Linked DNA regions of Homo sapiens: region 2 is linked to region 1. Evidence: chromatin loops called from intact Hi-C (ENCODE). Cell type or tissue: Calu3. All regions are shown on one strand. Links, peaks and the distances in the headings refer to the core of each region. The heading gives the core; the rest is flanking DNA.

What was found. A loop is a pair of places that touch in the nucleus more often than their neighbours do. Peaks named below come from ENCODE experiments on the same cell type or tissue, not always from the same donor. Only the 100,000 strongest peaks of a DNase experiment are listed, where the experiment ranks them.
Region 2: it touches region 1 in a loop (5-fold over the local background); 2 of 110 quality-filtered maps call a loop at or near these places.

Annotation. Positions count from the first base shown.
Region 1 is chr12:38,449,781-38,460,488 of GRCh38, forward strand. No RefSeq gene overlaps it. Among named protein-coding and RNA genes, the nearest start is that of ALG10B, 140 kb to the left of the region's middle. In Calu3, for the core only: no CTCF peak of the experiment used is centred there; no DNase peak of the experiment used is centred there.
Region 2 is chr12:38,387,700-38,398,407 of GRCh38, forward strand. No RefSeq gene overlaps it. Among named protein-coding and RNA genes, the nearest start is that of ALG10B, 76 kb to the left of the region's middle. In Calu3, for the core only: no CTCF peak of the experiment used is centred there; a DNase peak (open chromatin) is centred at 5,082.

The sequences.
Region 1 (10,708 bases), core at 1,848-9,847:
TCATGATGTTATTAAATGACAAATTTTCTTTAAGGGTATAGATGGATGAATGAACTAGCCAGATAAGTACCAGTTTCAAATGGCAGATATAGCCATGCTTGATGGTAAAACTATTTTGGGCTTCAGTCTTCCTCTGTAAATTCTAGTCCTTGGATTGTGTGATGTGGTTGCCCCTTACCACACTATACAGAAATTCAAGATTACTTTCATACCCCAAATGATTTTATACTAATTTATGTTCCCCTAAAATTTGATGAGATATATTTCCCTTGATCCCCCATGGTGAATAATTTATGGTAAAGGACAAATGCTTGTTCCAACAAGAATATTCATAGATGGCTTCCCCAAGTAGGTTTAAGATCTTAATATAGCCCTAAAAGTGAAGAAATTTTTGTGATGCTTCACTGCACCCATGTGATGTCCAGCCAAAAAGGCAGTGCTACCCAGAGCCTGTGACCCGAAAGTACATAAAGCAAAGTAGGAAGAGTCTAATGAAAGTATATAAATTGCAGATAATTCTGCAAATCTCTTATGCAATTTCTTAAATGAGAATTAAATTTTTAATATTTTGGTAATTTGGTACTATGTAATTTTTACTAACATTTCTAGCAAAATGTGCTTATGTCCAGTTCTTTCAGATTGTTACCAAGTGAAAATATTGATAGGCTTATTATAAAGTTAATAAACCCAAGAAAATGTGTTGATGTTAAAAAGGATTGCTTTAGGGATAATTAATTATAAATGGCTCATTTTTATATTGGCAACTCAATACATCAATTTGGTGGCTGTCTCAAGAATCTTGGCTAAATAATTAATGCAGTGCTGCTTGATAATGAAAAATGTACAAGATTCCTTCACAAAACTCACTAAATTAGGTACAATATTTCTAGTCTTTTAAATAGTCTCTGTTTACAACTATCCCTGGTTGGTATTCCATCTAATTATAAGAAGTTCCAATATTGTCTAACACACCATTTCCAACTATTCGATTCTAAAGAACAATGTTACTGGAGAGCCACTGAGTACACAAACCTGTTAAATAACTGATTATTAGCAAGACATTATAACTGGCTTTTTAACACTACACACAACTGTCAACTCTGGGGAATGTAAAATTTTTTCTCTTGACCTCCATACCATCTGTACAAATTGCTCTGCTTTGTGCTTTTCACACCTGTTTTGTTTCAGAAGTTGATGTGCAGGCAAGGAAGATTTTTCATGAACAAAAATATTTTCCAGATTGCTTTGAGATGCTTGTCAAAACAGTACCAAAGCAAATCCAATTGCAGAAGAAATCCAACTGTGCTATTTTAACTTAGAGGTCATGTGGTAAAGTACAGTGTTTAAAAAAATTTCGATCTGAGGAGCTGACCTCAGGAATCTGAAGGTTATAAATGAGAATTTTTAAAATTTTATAGCAATCTGAAAAAATATTTAGGATGGTAAAATAAGCACATGATGCAATTCTCCTTTCTACATAAAAGCTCATAGCTGTTCAAACACAAGGAGGAGAATTTGCTAGAACTTGAACCTGCAAAATTCCTGAAATACTGAAAGCAGACATTATTAAAGAAAAAATGCCAGAAGTTGCAGAAAAAAAATATTGCCACAGAAGTTGTGGAAGAAAAGAGCAGGAGAAAACCTGGGGGATCTCACACGGAATTCATTTGTATTCTGCCACGGAAACGTGCAAGACTTTCAAATGCTATGGGTGTCTCCTGGACACATGTCTCACCCCCAACTCCAAGTGAACCAGGCAATAATGGGTTAACTGTCTACACACAGGAGTAATAAATGGTGGACCTGAGGATAAATGAGAGGACAGGGATCCAAATGGTTGATGATATCTGAAAAGAACAAAAAACATCAACAGTCAGAAGATAAGCCATGGAAGTGAACCACTAGTAGCATTTCATGGTGAGTATTCACCATCCTGATATAGAGTACAAGCTGGGCAAGAGTTCCTGCCCTATTCAAGGCAAGTTCTGTAAACACAGAAGCAGACAGCCTACGGTTACAGCAACTAAAATGATGAGCACATCACCAACTATGTGAGTAGCATTAACATATTGAATAAAAGAGATTTCAAACAAGAACATATACTTGAAGATGGAGAGTTAACTAAAAATAAGTACAGAAATTATAACCAGTAGAATTTTTCGAAGGAACAGGAGGAATATGCCATTCATGCCAAAAAGTTGTTACATATAAAAAGAATGAATTAGAGGTTGGGACTTAAATCTACACATATTTTTATGGTCAAATAGCAAAATTGACACAGCTGAATAGCAAATTATTGAGCTGAAATGAAAGGAATATATAAAAAATATAAGATGCATGGAAGACATACACAGAAATTGTAGAATGTATCTTATAGATGTTGCAGATAGAGAAAATGGGGACAATAAAAGGAAATCATTACTTAAAGAAGATGGCAAATAATTTGCCTATGGTGAAGAAAGATTAAGTACTAAAGGGATAAATTAAAAAGCAAACAAAAACAAAACAACATATAAACAAATCTTGGTTCTCAGCAGATCATAGTAAAATTTTAAAATATCAATGATAAAGAAAATCTTTAAAGGTACCAAAGGGAGGGGGGATACTACCTGTAAAGGAACAAGAGTCAGATTATTATCAGATACCTCAGCAGCCACATGGGAGGCAAAAATACCATGGAATAATATCTTCCATGGCTTAGAATCCAGAGTTCCATATTCAATTACACTATCATTCAAATATGTGGTTACTTTATTCTAACAATTAGATTATTTCCATAATATAAAAAGTTATCTTTCAAGTCTAACCTAATTGCAGTAGCAAACTGGATAAAGTCAATGCAAGAAATGTAGAGAAAAATCTCACTTATGCACATAGATAAAGCCAAAAAAAAAAGTAAAATTACCAAGTTTGCTTAATTCCAGTAATCCATGAATCCTTCAATAGTGGAAATAAATCCACAATGTCATTTAATATATTTACAAATTAAAGGGAAAAATGTATGTTATAATCTAAATACAGAATCAAAATAAACTGATAAAAGTCAATTTGTTATGTATTTGAAACTCCTAGAAAGCTAAGATAGAAGAGAACATTTTTATTTATTAAAGGTAAAAAAAATCTAGTGGGAAACTAAAAAAAGTATGGTGAAACATTAGACATATTGACAAAATCAGTAATAAAACACAAATATATGCTGTCATAGCTACATTCCAGATTATGTTGGAAGATCAAAAATATGTTATCAGACAAGAAAATTAGCTAATGAAGAATATTAGAAAGACAGCAATAAGTGTTAATTGCAGATAACATAGCAATCCAAGGAAATCTACTAGGAGTTTAATCAAGTTAAAAACAATGTTTAGAAAAATAACTAGATAGAAGATGAATACACAAAAAATCCTAGTTTTCCTAAATCCTGGCAATAATTGATTAGAAAATATTATGGAAAATACTTATTTATAGTGAAAGAAACTATTAAATAATCAGAAACATTGAGTATGTTTTTGAGAGGCTTGCACTATCAAAAATATCAACAGGCTGAATCGAAAGCATCTGTTACTGTCTTAAAATGGTGCTTAGAATGTCCATATAGGGAAGGAGCTGAGAATACTACTAATTTATGAAGGAGGATTTTTTTTTCTCTCATGCCCAATTCAGATATGACCAAGAAAAATGATGAAAAAGAAATTTCCTTAAAGGAGCTTTCAGAGGCCATGACAAACTATGGATAAGGAGTTACTGTCAAGAAGCAGATTCACAGTCTAATTAAGGAACATTAACCACCCTCTGGGTAAGAGTCCTTATACCACCTGACCAGCAGGATTTCAGAATTACTAGGGATGTGTGACAGTTCTGTGTTCCTCATTCATCCCTTTTCCAAATGAGGTATTCTTCTGTCCCTATACCACTAGAATCTGATATAAATAGTACTGTGCATCATTCAGATATTTGGACATTCAGTTTGACTGTGAGAGTGGATGAGAGCTTAATGTGGTCTTTCTTTGGGGATGAATAAGTGCATTTTTTGCCTAGGGGAAGAAGGGTAGTAGTCTAGTATTTGGTGACCAGAAGGATAAACTTTGGTAGTCTTAGGGAATGCTGTCACCAGTTTTTCCAAATTTCTGCCTTAGAGGCAAAAAGATGATTGTGTTTCCTGGACCTCTTGTGGTTAAGAGGTGCCATATGACTTGTTCTGACCCAGAAAAAAGACAATTTTAAGAATACCTTAACCTAGGTTTCATTCGTAATTGGACTGATACATTAAATTGATGAGATCTGGCAGAATGTAAAATCAAATTGTGTCTTTAATTAAGTTGAATATTTATTACTACTAAATATTAATAGGCAGTCTATGCAATAGAGTTAGTGATTGGCTGTTAGTGATTAGGAATCAGAGAAGAGGGTTATTGTATTTCCTTATCCCTCTATTTCTCATTTATAAAATAGGAAAATGAACGTGATGATCTCATAGAGTTGTTTGTAAAAGTAAGAAAGATAATAAATGAAACATCTTTAGTATTGTACTGGTACAGAATGAATTAATGATCAACATTTTTTATTTAGTTATTAGTTTTGCCTCTCAGATTTTCAGATTAAAGTCAATCATTCATCCAGATTGCTTGAGTGTCTTCTTATTTGTTATGAATCATATGATTGAACATTAATTAAAGAGAATTGATTTAACAAATATTTATTGAATGCATTTCATCTAACACAGGAGCTTTGTATTGTGAAAGGCAAATCATGATCCTTTAGGAAGCCATGCCTTATAATTTTGTAAGATGGACAGGCTTATACACAAATGACTATAATCTAATGCAAACTATAACATTTTCTATCAGCAATCAATGTTCATGAATCATGACATTTTGTTTATCATTCTATTGCTAGTTCTTCGAATATAGTTTAATACTCAACAAATAATTGATGAAAAATGTTAGCAGACCATGGGAGAGAAAGATTAATTTTCATTGGCTTAATCAGGGAAGACTTCAATTTGGACAAGACACTTTATATGCCCCATGGGTTCAAAGATTATTATCAGTTAAGGAAAGAAAAAATGGACATTTCAAGAAAGAGAGAAGATGGAGCAAAGGAAAATAATTAAAAAGCGTAAGTCATGTTTGGGAAATGCCTTGAGGTGGGTGATTGGTATCATATATGTTGTGTGGGTTGAAGCATAGTAAGAAATAAAGACTGTAATGGAATGTTGGACCCAAATTGTTGAGGGATTTTCACACATTAGTTAGGAATTCAAACTTTGTTTTCTATTCAGTTGAGAACTATTGAGTGTTTTGCACAGGAGAGAAATAATCATAGCTGTGTTCAGGAATATTACCATAGTGTCTCGCTATAGTGTGAGCAAGAGAAGACAAGACAGCATTTGAAACAGAGAGAATTGTCTGAATGTGCTCCACACCAACATGAGGAATGGATAGAGTAACAGAGAGGCTGAGCAGTCACCTAAAGCAACCTGATACATATATTTTCAAATGAGAGACTGGTAAAATGAACTTAAGATAATCCCAAAGACTCTTATGGGAATCCAAGTTTCAGCAGCTTAACTGATCAAATGAAAGGCAGGAAAATATAAATGAGATGTTGCTGAGAGTTTGAACAGGTCAGATGCTGACACGGTGCTGCTGGGCTGGGTACTGTGGGGCTATTGATGATTTTTCAAAGAATGGTCTCATTGGATTCATGGAGGCAAATTAAGTCCTATATGTTTTGAAGAATGAATGGGAATGAAGAAACAAAGGGATAGCTAACACAGCATGATCACATAACTGACAGATAGGCATAGGGTCAAGAGTGCCAAGGGAGAAGTCAGTTTTACGAAAGAAGAAAGGTCCAGTGATTAGAATAAAAAGAAAACAAAATGAGAAACTTTGAGAAGAGGGGATCTAAAATGAGAAGGGAAAACAAAGTGAAAGGAGAAATGATCTACTGAAAATGAGCAGGATCATATAATTAGAGTCTAAAAGACAACAGAAAAGATGACAGTTTTACTTTTTTAAGAAACAGAATGTGAGGTATAATCAACCAAGAATAAAAATTAACAAATGATTTAAAACATTCTAAGTGAAACAGGCTGTAGAAGATGGAAAGTTGTGTCTAACCCAGCCTGTAAGTTTTAAGGAGGACTTTGACAATTTTTGTGATGTTCGTGTTCACATAATAACAGAGCTGGATAGTGGAGAGCTTGCTTTGGTTCCATAACTTGCTTAATAACACAAGAATTCCTTCTGATGAAAATGGCAAGCCAAAATTGTCTGCATAGATGATTTTCTACAGCAGTATCTTCCATTATAATGTTGTAGCCATTTCCCCTATACCTGTCTCAATCCAGCATACTTTCTCCACAGCACAGCTTTTATTTATTGATTGACACTGGAATTCTGGGAACAATATTACACATAGTCACCTTTAAATTATTTGAACAAGTAGAGAGCTGTTAAATGGATAATACACAATGATGGTCACTTCAAACATTAATTTGTATTTCACATTAGATGTGTTCTTATTTTTAACCCTGAGTGGGACCATATCATTTTTAAGTCCCATAAAAATCAAATAATAAAATATCACAGTGAAAACTTTTTAAGGGAAGTGAGTATTCAACCATTATTATATTCTCCCAGCTGCCAGGGCAGAAATACCAAGCTCAGATGAAAGCCAAGCACAGCAATTTTTTAAAAAATATATTTTCTGGAGCATGGACAGTAGTTATAGGCTTCAATTACAAAGCAGTTTTCTGCTAGAAATAAAAAGCACTTAAGAAAAAAATAGAGAGTGCTAGATTTTCACATACCAAAAATAATTAAGCCAAATAAATGTTTATTGTTGAAAAGAAAGATGTCAAGAAAGTACATAAGTAGAATACCATAGGTGATTTCATATGTCAACAGAGGGTAAAAGAATGTTTGCTATGGACTAGCTACAATGCAGCTAATAGTATTTGAGAAGTATCTGTCTATATATAGGAGTATAAAGCATCTAACTGCAAGCATCTACATATTTCTATGTCAGATTCGCTTCAAGGGAGATCAATATGTTTTGTTACAAAGGCTATTGTGAACCTGAGCCAAGAAATATGTCAGCCTTGCCCAGGTTGGCAGAAGAACATGGGCATTTCTTTTTGACAGCAATTAGCAGAACAGAATTAGTCAGCAGTAGTGAATGCACAGATAAAAGCTGAAGAGGCTATTCTCTTTTAGCACATTCTGTGGCAATTGCCTTTCTGACTCAGGTCAGCTTTTCTTTGAGTCTGGAGAAGGCAAAATTTCAAGTTCAATGCCAATCCGAGAGTAAAGGTGTGAACTTTCTGACATAACTTTAAAACTCCCACATATGAAAAACTGTTTCCCCAGTGGGAAAAAAAAGGTATAGTTGTGATTCCATTAGCTATTTATGAAGCACTGGAGTCAGACACTTGGTAAGTAGGCTTCCCTGAAATTTCTTAAAAGTGGAAACACCCGGGTAACCAGGCAAAGAAAAGATAGAATCCTAGCTTGATTCATTGGTTTCTTATGTTTATAATTCTAAACAAAAGAAACAAAAACTAATTCATAAGAAATTCTTTTATTATTTGCAAAATAAAACATTAATTAACTGAATTGTAAATTTGGTCTTATAACAATGCGTTAAGAATTTACCACTTGTACAACAGCCAAAACCACCATAGGGAAAAAAAAAACATTAAAACACACACAGACACACACACACAAAGCTAAAGGGAGTTGTATCAATGAGCTTAGGCTAAGTTATGTTTCAGTAATAAATGGAGCCAACAACAAGGGTTGATTTCTCATTCACGTTGTATTGCAGCCTAGTCTTTGTTCCATGTCATCTTCACTTCTGAACAATACAGATTTTTATTACAAATACTTTTTCTGGAGGCAGTCTTCTTAGGTTCAAATCTCAGCTCTACCACTTACTAGCTATATATACTTGTATGGGATATAGTGTAATGTCAAAATTACCTTTAATTCATTTGATCCAACATGTGTTAGTCCTAGAGGAAAGAGAGTGTGGCAACAAACAGATGTGGGGGGGAATACTTAGCTTACCAGAGCTCACAAAAATTGCATGGAAAACATAATGCAAGGCAAATAACTATTGTTGTCATAATAATAACACCTGTCATGGGAGTTTGAGCAGAGTCTGGAAAGACTTCCCAAAGAAGCTGAAATTGGATCTAGATCTAAAGGAAATAGTAATCCTTCAATAGTTTGGAAACGAACAAATAAATGGAGGCCATAGATTGCTTCATAAGATCCTTGCAAACTATGTTAGGAGAATCTGATGATATTCTTAGGCTAATGGGGAGCAGTGAAGGGTTTTAAGTAGGAAAATAATATAAAGAGATGTATTTTAATTTAATGAGATAACTCTTGCAGTCAGTTGCAATTTTACTGAAGTGGCAAGATAACCTAGCTAGGAAGAATAGTTTGGAATCCCTTTCAGGAATCCGGGCAAAAATGTAAGGCAAGAAGGAATCAAACTAGAGATACCTAATTTTACCTACCAATTATAAAATTAAGAAGACTCAGTAACTGAATGTATATGGTTATTGAGGAAGAAAAAGGGGCAGAGTGGTGGTTCTCAACAATCTGCACACAGGAATTGACCCAGATGGCCTTAATAGTCCCCTCAGGTTGACTAAACTTTAAATAGAATTTTTCCTGAAGATGGGTCCCTGATCTCCCTTTTGTTAGGGATTTATTTCAGAAAACTTACAACTGAATTTTTCTGTCTGTTTGAGAAGTAAGTCTTCTGCAACCCAGGAATGTCTTTCTTAAGGACAGAGGAGCCATCCCTTTGAAACTTAATCATCAAGAAAGATAGTTCCCCTCTCTCTTGTCTCTGCAGGAGACGGGGGAGCCTAAATTTAATAAGCACCAACTAGCAAACAAAGAGGGCCTCGTCCCACAGACCAATCTCTCCCCTAATATCTTCTGGTACTACTTCTCCATCAACTAGCTCACCTCAGTGCTTAGTAATGCTCCTTGCCTTTTGTTTCAGCAAGTTGAGTTCAGCGTCTCTCTTCTATTGCTATACAATCTATCCCTAATTGCAATAGCCTTAAATACAGTCTTCCTTGCTTGTTTATTGGGTCCATTTCAATTTCTTTTGCAGAACCACTTAGAGCTTTAAAAATGTCTCATGTCTTGTACCACCACACCAGATCCTAACTTAATTGCTATTGTGTACAGTTTAGGCAGTGGGAGCTTTGAAAACTCCACAGGTGATTAAAGCATGTAGCCAGGGCTGAGCACTGAAAAAAAAAATAATTCCAAGGTTTATTGTCTGAGGGACCATGACAGAAATAAGAACTACGAGAAGAACAATTAAGCATCACATGTGGGAGATGTAGTGGGCATGGCTGATTATCTAACTGAGATCTATTCTCTTCTTCCTATAAAACCTGAATTTTGTAAAGATATTCATCTCTTCCTCACAAAACCCGTGTGACTCAGTTTAGATGACTTCAACTCATTACCAAACTTAGAAAGTAGGTTCTGATTAATTTAAACCAATCTTGGTAATTATATTTCTTCCACTGGAGTGGTTCAGGAAAGGGTGTGTAATCTAATTTTTAACCAATGAGATTTAAGCAGAGTCCTGCTTGTTCTTTCTGAAATAGAAGCTTTGTTGTTCTAAAGAGCCTTAGTCTAAAATGCTTCCTTGCTTTCTTCAGAACAAGAGAAGCCAGTTCTCTTTTCCTCCTGTAAATAAACAAGGAAGCCTATGGACCTAATTAGTACAGGCAGCCATTTTATAAACATTCATTCAACAATATTCAACTAATATTGAATAGAGCACTTATTATTTCCTAATGACTGTTCTAGGTACTTGAGATATACTAATGAGTAAACCAAGAAGTCTTGCCTTTGCGGAGATTGACTTTAGGAGTAAGAGATTTAGGAGTAGGAGATTGACATAGGAGTAAGAAAATAATCAGTCAACATAATAAATTGATAAAGTATGTAATAAATCTGAAGGTGACAAGTACCGTGTAAAATAAAAGGAGAGTGGGGATTGAGAGTGCCCAGGGATAGGTTGTTTAATTAAATTAAGTGGTCAGAATAAAGCTGTGAGATTTGTGCAAAGGCCTGAAGAACACAATGGAACTGGGCAAATGGATATGTGATGTGAGGGAAGAGTGTGTTAGGCTCAGGAGACAGAGCAAAGGCCTCAAGCAACAGTGTGGCATGAAGATCACTGAACCAGGAACAGAGAGTAGGGGAGAGGGAGCAGAGGGAGACAAGGTGAGAGAGTCAAGGGGATGTTAAGTGTCACAAAGGTGTTGCATCCATCCTACGTACTGTGGCTTTAATTTTAATTGCCAGATCTTGATTTAGGATTCAGTAGGGGGCTGCAGCCAGCACAGCAGGGAAACAAATAACAATAACAAAAAATAACAACAAAAAAGAACCTGGGTCTTTGATGGAAGAGTGAGCTGCTAGAGCAACCAAGTTTGAAGCCTGCCTTCCTTCTGGATTTCCTGTTTAATGAAATAATGAATTTCCTCATTGTTTAAGCCAGAGTTAAATTTCTATTGCTTGAAATTGAACCTAGCCTATCTAAAAAACAGTTTAGCTTGAATTTGAGAGATAAAAATGATTTTTATTTGATCATTTTGATTCACAAAGAGCAACAAGAAATATCTTAAATCACTTGAAGAAAAACTATGTTAAGCATA
Region 2 (10,708 bases), core at 881-8,880, 63 kb before region 1:
TTGAGCTAGCCAGCTTACACAATCATGTTAACTAATTCCTTGCAATGAATAATATATATTCCCCACTGTTTTTATTTGCCTGGTTGGACACTGACTACTACACACATTGGTAACAAAAGCAGTTGAAAAGGACAGATTTTGGTATGCTAAATAATGACTCCACCTTCCCCCAAGATGTCCATATCCTTATCTTTGTATTGATAGTGAGGAAACTTATATGTATGTGTGTACTCACATACACATACATGTACATATGTATATGTCACATCTCCAAAATATCTTCATAGTAGCACCTACATTAATGATTGATCAAATAATTGAGGACTGTAACCCAGTCAAGTTGACACATAAAGAAAGACTATCACTGTACATGTATCACATGTACATACATATATGTGTGTGTATATATGTATATATGTATGTATATGTGTGTGTATATATACATATGCAATTTACATATGTGTATATATAGATGTGTATGTGTGTGTATATATATATGCAAGTAAATTCATATATATATATATTATTATTTTGAGCATCCCCATGCAAGTAAATTGGAAAGCCTAAATGAAACACAAACTTTCTTAGGAAAATACAGGTTACCAAAATTGAAAGCATATAAAAGATCAACTCTCACAGATGAAGCAAAAAATTTCAACAAGGATCCAACTAACAGAAAAGCACAGGCCCATTTGGAGTCAAGATAAATTAAAACTTTTTGAGGTCAGACATTTCAAATGCTCAATAAATTTTTTCAGAGTATTAAGAAAAAGAAAACTACAATTATTTTTATGAAGCTAGAACAATGTTGATTCCCAAACCTGACAAAGATAGCACAAAAACAAAAGAAAATTACAGAACAGTATTGCTTATGATATTGAGGAAGTAATCCTAAGTCAATTTTGTCTATTTGACTTTAATATCATACTAAGGAAACAATATAGTATGACTAAGTAGAATTTATACCATGAATCTAAGCATAGTTTAATACTATGTATTATCACAATATAAGACTAATGAGAAAAAAATTGTATCATTATTTCTATAGACAGTGAAAAACCACTTGACAAAATTGAATATTTCTACATTTCTAATACAAACTCTCAAGAAAATAGAATAAATTGCTGCTTCTGCAACTTTTGTGTATCTCCAAAAATCTACCGTCTTATTTAAAGTGAAACATAGACCTAATATAGAAAACTATAATATACTTATGGTTTTACTTTGTTTCATTTGTTTTCTCTTATCTAACTGCATTGGCTAATTTATCTTATTATATTGACATATATGTTAATGATGGAATAGTATATCTGCAAACTCTTAAAGAATCAATAATAAAACAATAGCATCACATATACAAATAATAACCAGTTTAAAGTTATAATGTAAGGGAAAACTTCTTCTACAGAAAAAAATAGATTAAAATGTTCAAAACTTATATAAAAAACTATAAAATATTTCCAAAAAGCACAAAAATTAAATTGACCCAGTACTTTGGGAGGCCAAGGCAGGAAGATAACTTTAGGCCAGGAATTTGAGACCAGCCTGGCCAACATGGCAAAACCCCATCTCTACTGAAAGTGCAAAAATTAGCTGGGTGTGGTGGTGCATGCCCATAGTCCCAGCTACTTGGGAGGCTGAGGCACAAGAATCACTTGAACCCAGGAGGTGGAGGTTGCTGTGAGGCAAGATCGTGCCACTGCATTCCAGCCTGGGCAATAGAGTGAGATCCTATCTCAAAAAAAAAAAATTGAACTGAACAAGTAGACACTGTTTGTGTATATACAGGACGTCTCAAAATTATAAATAAGTTAATGTTCCCTAAATTAACCTATGCATGTAATGTGTTCCCAACTAAATACTAATTAGCATTTATTCTGAAGCCAGATGAATTAATATTAAATTTGATATAGGAAAAATAAATGTGCAAAAATAGCTAGGAAAATATTGAAAAGAAAGGCTAAGGGAGAGGAATTCCCTCAATCTTATGTTAAACATATAAAGCCTTTATAATTAAAACAGTGTGGCACTGGCACATGAGTGGACAAACCAATGAAATAGAATAGAAAGTTCAGAAATAGATATGTGATATGTTATGACTCAGAAGACAAACATATGATTAAGTGGATATCTCTCATTTCTGTGAATGAGACAGATTTTTAATAAATAAAGTTAGGGCACTAGATAACCATATAAAAGTTAAATTGATCCATTATTCACTGCAGACATACAAATAAATTACCAAATAAACCAAATATTGAAATCCTTAGAAAATCTAATCAAGCACTATAAAAATATAGGTGAATTCCTCCATTAACAAATATAAGATAGACTTTCTTGTTTTCACTCAATATCCAGGAGTAATCAAATTTTAAAAAAGAATCAGTAGTAAATCTAAAAAGAAAATTTAAGCCTAAATGTTAGGCTGTCTTGTAAGTAGGAATGACTTTCTTAAAACTTTTCAGAATTATAAAATAAATGTACAACCTACATAATAAAAGAAGTCTTGACAAAGTTATGAAAAAGTAACAAATTGACAGAAGACATTTGCAACACATCTAACAAATAATAGCCATCATATATTTTAAAAGCTCATTCAAGTCAATGAGAAAAAAACGATAGAAAAATGGACAAGAGTTATGAACAGGTCATTAGTAAAAGAAGAAATAAGAAATGTATAAAAAACACTCAATTTTACTTATAATTATGGAAATACAACCAAAATAAAATGGGGTATTTTAGCCTCCCTGAAAGATTAATAATATTCAAATTGATGAAGTGTGGAGAAATATGTACACGCATGTTCAACTGATGAGACTATGGAAAGGAAAGGCCTTTTAAAATAATTTCAGCAAAATTTAAAAACACATAGATGTCTTTCCATCTGGATTTCCATTCTTTGGTATCTAAAAGAAATCTATATTCTGTACAAAAAGATGTCTGTACTTAAAAAATATTTACTCCAGTATTTTTTAAAGTGCAAAAATCTTTAGGTAATCAAAAGATTGAATAACGGGAAAATGGTTAAATTATAGACATATACACTACAAAATATACAATACAGCTATTTAATATATAAGGCATTAAATCTATATCAGTGATATAAAAATGCACTCTCTACACACATGCAAATATATCTAAATAATTTTAAGAACACACAACAAAAGATTAACAGTAGCTACTTTAGGGAAGGGGAGTAACTTGGGGTTATGAGTTAGAGGCTGAAGGAGGATATTTCCATTCATGTCTATTTACATCTGTACCTTAATGTTTTAGGATAATGATATATCATAAACTTTAAAAATCCTGTGTTATAATAGAGATTTCTTCAAACCATATAGAGTTCTGTTATAATAGAGATTTCTTCAAACCATATAGAGTTCTGACAGTGGTTAAGTTAGCCAGTTCATTCTCCTGTCAGGACAGAATCATAGCCAGTGACTAATATTCTACTGTTTGATTCAATCAGTTTTGAAATGTCACTACTTGTATCCCTCGTCACATTGCCCAAACAATAAGACTGACCTTTCTGTGACTGGTTAGCTCAGCTAAGAACACTGAATTTGATATTCAAATATGCAGGTTTGTTTTTGCTGTGTTCCCAGAAAAGAGACTGTCCTGCTTAAACTCTACTATCCTTCAAATATGTGTCAACATAGGCCATATTACTGTCATGTGCCATTAATTTCAGGAAAAACTACTTCTAAGGCCATGGCTGATTAACAGACTCTACCACTTAATGGTTTTAGTTGATGTGAGAAAGCAGGTGATGGATTCTGGGTGTACAAAGTTAAGTAAAAAGGGTATGGCTCCCTGGTTATAGTTTCATAGTGAGAGAGAAAAATAATCTCATGAAGAATTACAGTAAAGTATGATTCTTATGATGACATGAAAAGAGTATAATCTGGGAGTAAAAATAGTCTAAGAGGTCGGGGAAGGCTTGCTATGGAAAGTCACATTTAGGGAGAGACATGAAGAATGAATGAGAGTTAGGTGAAAAGTTGGGGAATGTTCTATGCATCTCACAGTACGAGCATTTCCTATCAAAAGTCAATAGAGACACAAATCTTTTCAGTGTTGCCCAAATATACAATCAAATGGCAAAATTACTATAGTATGAGTAATTTAGTGGAAATATATGTTGTAAACTTTTAAAAAAGTCTTCACATAGTAATACATAATTCTTACAATATGAGGGATTACCAGGAATTATACTAATATAATAATTTGATAAAGTATTCCAGAAAGAAGATAACTTTGAATACTGTCTTCTCACTGAGGATTTGTGCTTGCCCAAGGAGAGGGGATTGTCAAAGACAGAATGTTAGGGCTTTATTGTTATTCCTTTTTTTCAGAGTTGTTTGATTTTATTAATTTTCATTTCTAGAAGGCTAACATGTCTGTTCAGTTACCAAATATGTCATAACAAGGTCTTGGCACTGTGCTTTTCTGCACATGATTCCTATGCTCTGAAATGCCATTTTTCTTTTTCTAATTGGAAAGTACTATTAATTGTTTATATGTCCACATCTGCTGTTAGACCATGAGTTCTGAGACATCAGACCACGTCTTATTTACATTTCAATCCTCAGAGCCAATATGTTGCCTGGCAAGTAATCAATCTACAAAGGAGAAAAGTAATTGCAGTTGACCCTAGAACAATTAGGGTTAGGTGTGTTGAGCCCTGCACAGTAGAAAATCTGCATATAAATTTCGATTCCTCAAAAACTTTATAATAGCCTACTGTTGACTGGAAGCCTCACTGATAATATAAGCAGTTGATTAACATATATTTTGCATGTTATATGTATTATATGCTGTATTTTTACAAAATTTACTAAGAAGGTTGTAAGAAAGAGAGAATATATTTACTATTTATTAAGTGCAAGTGGATTATCATAAACGTCTTGATCCTTTTTGTCTTCCTATTGAGTAAGCTGAGGATGGGGAAGAAAGGGGAGGGGTTGATCTGTTAACTGTATATTCAAGCTTATATTACTTAAGAACTAGCTTAATGACTCATATTTAGAAACTGTTAAGCCATGTTCAGTATCTTGCTACTGCCATTGAGATTTTGCAATCGCCCAAGGCATTCTAGCTGAGGTATCTGCCTTGCAGCCTCAACAAAATGAGTCACCTTAGCATTCTTACTTTAAAAATATCAGTACCTGCTTTACGAAACATGGCTAATTCAGTACTCCAAGCTTCTGTCATGCCTTAGAAACTCTCAAAACCCTAATTTAGAAAGTTGTAATGAATATCTTCTTTGAATTTCTCTATTTACCAGATTCACCAGTTCATCTTTGAAAACAGGAAATGTCCTTGCCAGAAGTCTGCACAGATCTTTGAAACATTCATGTTTTATGGCGATTCTTGTCTTTCTAGGTACCTTGCTGTCCAAAACAAACTAAAATAATTGTTGTGTATCCCACTTTACGTTGTAGTCTTGCAGGAAGGGAATAATGGCTACAAGTAATTCCAAGATCAAAGGCAGTTGGGGGCTTGACATTTAAGCACATCTTCAATAGCAGTGCTGGCCTCCCAACCAATATCTTTAGTCTACACAAGTGTGCTGCCACTGTAGTAGTATTCTTGGTCTTTGAGGTCTAAATTGCAAACTATGTACTTGAATGGTAAGAAATTGAATAGCTCTCTAGTCTATCAATTTTCTAACTGTTAATATTCAACAAATACTTTTTAAATTAATAATGTATTATTATAGAAATACACTGGATTACAATACAAATGTCCAACTGTGGAAGATTAATTAAAGTGCAGTATACCACATAAGAGAACACTGTTCACCCATTTAAAAATGAAGTTATGAATCTCTGATTTTTGACTGGGAGTATGCATCATATAGCTGACAGAAATATTAAATGCTGAGGCAGATAATTCTTATATTACGTTGTTTTAAATATAGACTATATTTGTGCATTAAAAATAGAATGATCATAAAAGAAGAAAAAAATCTCAGAAGATAAATTTTGGGATAGAGTGGTATGGTTTGGCTGTGTCCCCACCCAAATCTCATCTTGAATTCCCATGTGTTGTGGGAGAGACCCAGTGGGAGGTAACTGAATCATGGGGGCAGGTGTTTCCTGTGCTGTTCTTGTGATAGTGAATAAGTCTCATGAGATCTGATGGTTTTAAAAAGAGGAGTTCCCCTGAACCAGGTCACTCTTGCCTGCTGCCATCCATATAAGATGTGACTTGCTCCTCCTTGCCTTCTGCCATGATTATGAGGCCTCCCCAGCTACATGGAACTGTAAGTTCATTAAACCTCTCTTTCTTCCCAGTCTCAGGTGTGGCTTTATCAGCAGCATGAAAATGGACTAATACAGATAGATACATGAATTTTATCAACATAAAAAGTACTGGTTTCCATATGATCTAATATTTATGTTATTTTATTATATACTAGGAATTTTAAAAACTATTTACATATCTTAATTTTGTCCTCACAACAAACCTGAGATTGTTACTATTATGTTTTCTCTTACACAGAAGAGGCAATTGATGCATGTCAAGATTAACTTGCCTAGAGTTGGGATTTGAAACCAGCAAATCTTATTCTAGAGTTTGTACTCTATACTCTTACAACAGAAGTGACAAGAAGTTCATGAAATCACTCCAGGAGGTTAGGAATGGGGCCAGGAAGAGCTTTGGGGAAATATTAATAAAATGTAGGCAGATAATAGGTAACCTACAAAATAATCAACAACAATAAACTGTTATAGAAGCATGAAGAAAGCTAGTTTAAAAAAGAATCAACCTGCCATATGCTGCTGAAAGATCATGAAAGGGAGAGAGAATTACCCAGTGTTTATTTTTTGATAGGGTGAGTTTTTTGTTTGTTTTTTGATGGAGGAGTGAGAAATATGTTGGCTCTAGTTTGAGGAGTAAATGGGAGAGGAATAAATGGAAAAACTAAGTATAAATTAATTTTTCACTAAATCAAAATTAAGTGATATTAATAATGATAGATACTAAGGGACAGTAAAATGGTACCTACAAGGAACATGTCCAGGGCCAAATGTCTCTTTTTTCTTCTTCTTATACTTTCTTTTTAAATTCTCCTCAAAGTAGCTGATGATTATAGACTCCAAGAAAATGAGAACATAATTTAAATTAACCTATTAGTGTAATATATTAGGAAATAGATCTGTCTCAATTAAATAAAACATTTTGATGGCAAAAACAAGGCAAAACCACAAACACAAGTTGAAGAAAGATATTTTGAAAATAAGAAAAAGCCAACGGATAATCAACGACTACAAAAATAAATGATTACCAACTGACCGTGGGGAAAAAATGTAATGCTGTTGTTAAAAATATAATATAATTTGGATATACTAAAAGGTATACAAACATGCAAAAGTCAGAAAGTAATGATTATATTAATTTCAGCATTAATCAAATTCTTATAGTATCTACCACATTCTAAGAGGATTCAGAAATAAATATTAAGAGAATTAAAATTGAAAAAGTAAAAGAATGGAGAGTTTTTTCATTACAAACTTTGATTTCATGAGTTAACATGATGTGTTTACTACACCATGGAAACAAATATTCAAGTAACTCAAAGAGCACAGATTGTGTTTATAGTAAAATATTAGATAGCATGAATTGTGTCCCGAGATCACAGTGATCTTTGAAGAAATTCCTTTGGTTCTTTTTGGAGAAATTTCTGAGAATCATGCTTTTTAACCTGAAAGTGCCCTGTTGTGAAATTTGATTTGTCTAGTGGTGGGCTTTGAGAATATTGGATTAACAGAGTTTAGGATAACTCAACTCTCCTGAACATGTAAATTCAGGACCTATCAAAGGCCTTTGTATTTTTTATTACATTTTTGTTTTATGAGAAAAAGAGAGAAAAATATTCTACAGAGAGAGAAATAGAAAGAGAATAAAGCCAACTTATGGAAATGCAAAAGGAAAAGCAATTTGAAAAATGGGGCATGATGGTGTTCTATGTTCAGGGTTCAACCCATTTTTGTATCACTGTCTTTGGACTATATGAAATACCTCTTCGTTCTTAGATAATAAATTTCCTTATAGAGCTTTTGTTAGTTTAAATAAGGATCATTCCTTTTAATCAAGGGAGTTATTACTAATCTAGCAAAGAAGACTCTTGTGAGTGAGAGAAAGTTCTGTAATGTACTATTAATGTGACTATAGAATCATCTTTGTGTTCTTCCTTTCAATGGTCCTCTCTCTCCACTTAGACTTTACCTTTGTTCCCTTCCCCATCTTACCTTACTTGCTTGAAGTATTGCAAGAGCTTAAAAATTATAAGACTGCTAATCACTCCACACTCCAACACATTCAGCAGGGAAGGGGCTATGTTCATTCTCTTTATCCATGTTCACATAATGTCATTTTCCTGTTCCAATTAGACTTTAAATCCTGAACAATAGTGCTCCCGTTCAACTTTTCTTTGCACCAGCAAAACGGGACTATTTGATATTTCCAGAATATCTTATATGATTTTATGCTTTTTTTAAATGACTTTTTCTGCCTTAAAAGTCTTCTTCCTCAATTTCCCCTGCCAAATTTCAGCAAATTATTTACATCCTACTTTTATTGTAGAACATTTGGAATTTAAATTTAAGAATCTTAACTGAGTCAGAGAAGATTTGCTAGGGTTTGGATGAGGTAATGGTGTTTATGTATCATCTGGACATAGACACAAACAAGCTGCCTAACTACTTTACAAAGTCAAGGGTTTATCTTACATGTCACAGAGTATTTAGAGACATTGAAAAATGAAAAGTAACATTTCTTGTTTTGCTCAGGTCCCAGATACCTAGTGGAATTTTACTCACTGGAACATAAGCTACTTGGGAGTTGCACATCTATAGTGGCTAGAACAGTTCCTGGCACACAAAAAGCCTTGGTAGATATTAATAGATGATAGACAGATATAGATAGATAGATAGATAGATAGATAGATAGATAGATAGATGATAGATAGATGATAGATAGGTAGATAGATAGCAGAGAAAGAGAGAGAGATGGGAAAGAAGGGCAAAGGAAAGAGGAAAAGGTAGAGAATATATGTACATACCATACATGCACATATATATGTGCATCTATGATCTGTACATATTATTATATTATTAGTTGTATAAAGTATTAAGTTAGGTTATTGACTCAAGATTTGTATTCTTTAAAATATCAGTGTTTATTGCTATAAATTTTCCTCTAAGCACTGCTTTAGCCACATGCCATGTTTTGGTATGTTGTAATTTTGTTTTCATTAATCTCAAAGTAGTTTCTAGTTTTATTCTGATCTCTCACTATATTTTGATCTCTCATTATATTTTGATCCATTGCTTATGTAGAAATGTTTATTGTTGATTTCTAATGTAATTCCATTGTGATCAAATAACATATGTTGTATGATTTCAGCTTTTTTAAATTATTAAGGTTTGCTTTATGGACTATCGTATAATCTATTCTGGAGAATGTTCCATGTTTGCTTAAGAAAAATGTGTATTTCTTTGTTTTGAGGAGTATTCTATAGGTCTAGTTGATTTAAGTGTTGTTCAAGTATTATATTTTTCTGTAGGTGTTATGCTTACTTTTATAGTCATTACTGAAAGTGGAGTATTGAAGTCTCAAACTCTTATTATTAGATTGTCTTTTCCCCTGCTTAAATTCTGTCCATTTTAGCTTCATGTAATTTTGTAGCTCCATTGTTCAGTGCGTATGTGTTTATAGTTGTTATACCTTCATGATGTATTTGTAATTTTATCATTATAAAATATTCTTTGTTAACTTCTGTCTTAAATTCTCTTTTTGTCTTATGTTAAAATAGCCACTCCTCTTTTAGTAAGTGTTTGTGTTATATATATATATATATGTGTGTGTGTGTGTGTGTGTGTATGTATCTTTTTATTTTCAATCTATTTGACTATTTGCCTTTAAGCATATCTCTTTTAGACAGGATATAGTTGGATTGTGGGTTTTTTAAATTCATTCTGCCAACCTCTACATTTTTACTGAAATGCTTAATCCAATTGTATTAAATGTAATCAGCAGTAGGGTAGGATTTCTACCATTTCACTTTTTGTTTCTATCTGTCCTAATTTTTTCCTCTGTTCTTCCAACACTGCCTTCCTCTGTGTTAAATAGATAATTTTCTACTGTATCATTTACTTTTCTTTCTGTTCTTTCACTATATATTTCTGAGTATACACAATTAGCGTTTTAAGGTCAATCAAAGTCGTTAGGATTAACACTTAATTTAAGTAGCATACAGAAGCTTTGCTCAACAGCTTCAGTTTCTTCACCTTTCTCTGTGAGAGTACTGAAAAACAAACTAGACTTTTATTCATTAGAAGCCTATCCACATAGTTTTATAAGTCTTGCTTTGTACAATTTTCTTTTAAATCAGAAAAGCTACAAGAAAAAAATATGTTTATTGTATCTTTACGTTTACCTTGATAATTATCATTACTGATGCTCTTCATTTCTTTTTGTGGATTCAAGTTACTGTCTAATATGCCTTCATTTCAGTCTTGGTGTCTCCCTTTTACTTTCTTTTAGGGCACATCTGTTAGTGATAAATTGTCCAGTTTTTATTTATCTAGAAATGTCTTAATTTCTTCTTCATTTTAGAATTATAGTTTTGCTCGATTTAGAATTCTTAGTTGACAATCCTTTTCTTTCAGCACTTTAAATAAATTCCAGTGCCTTCTGA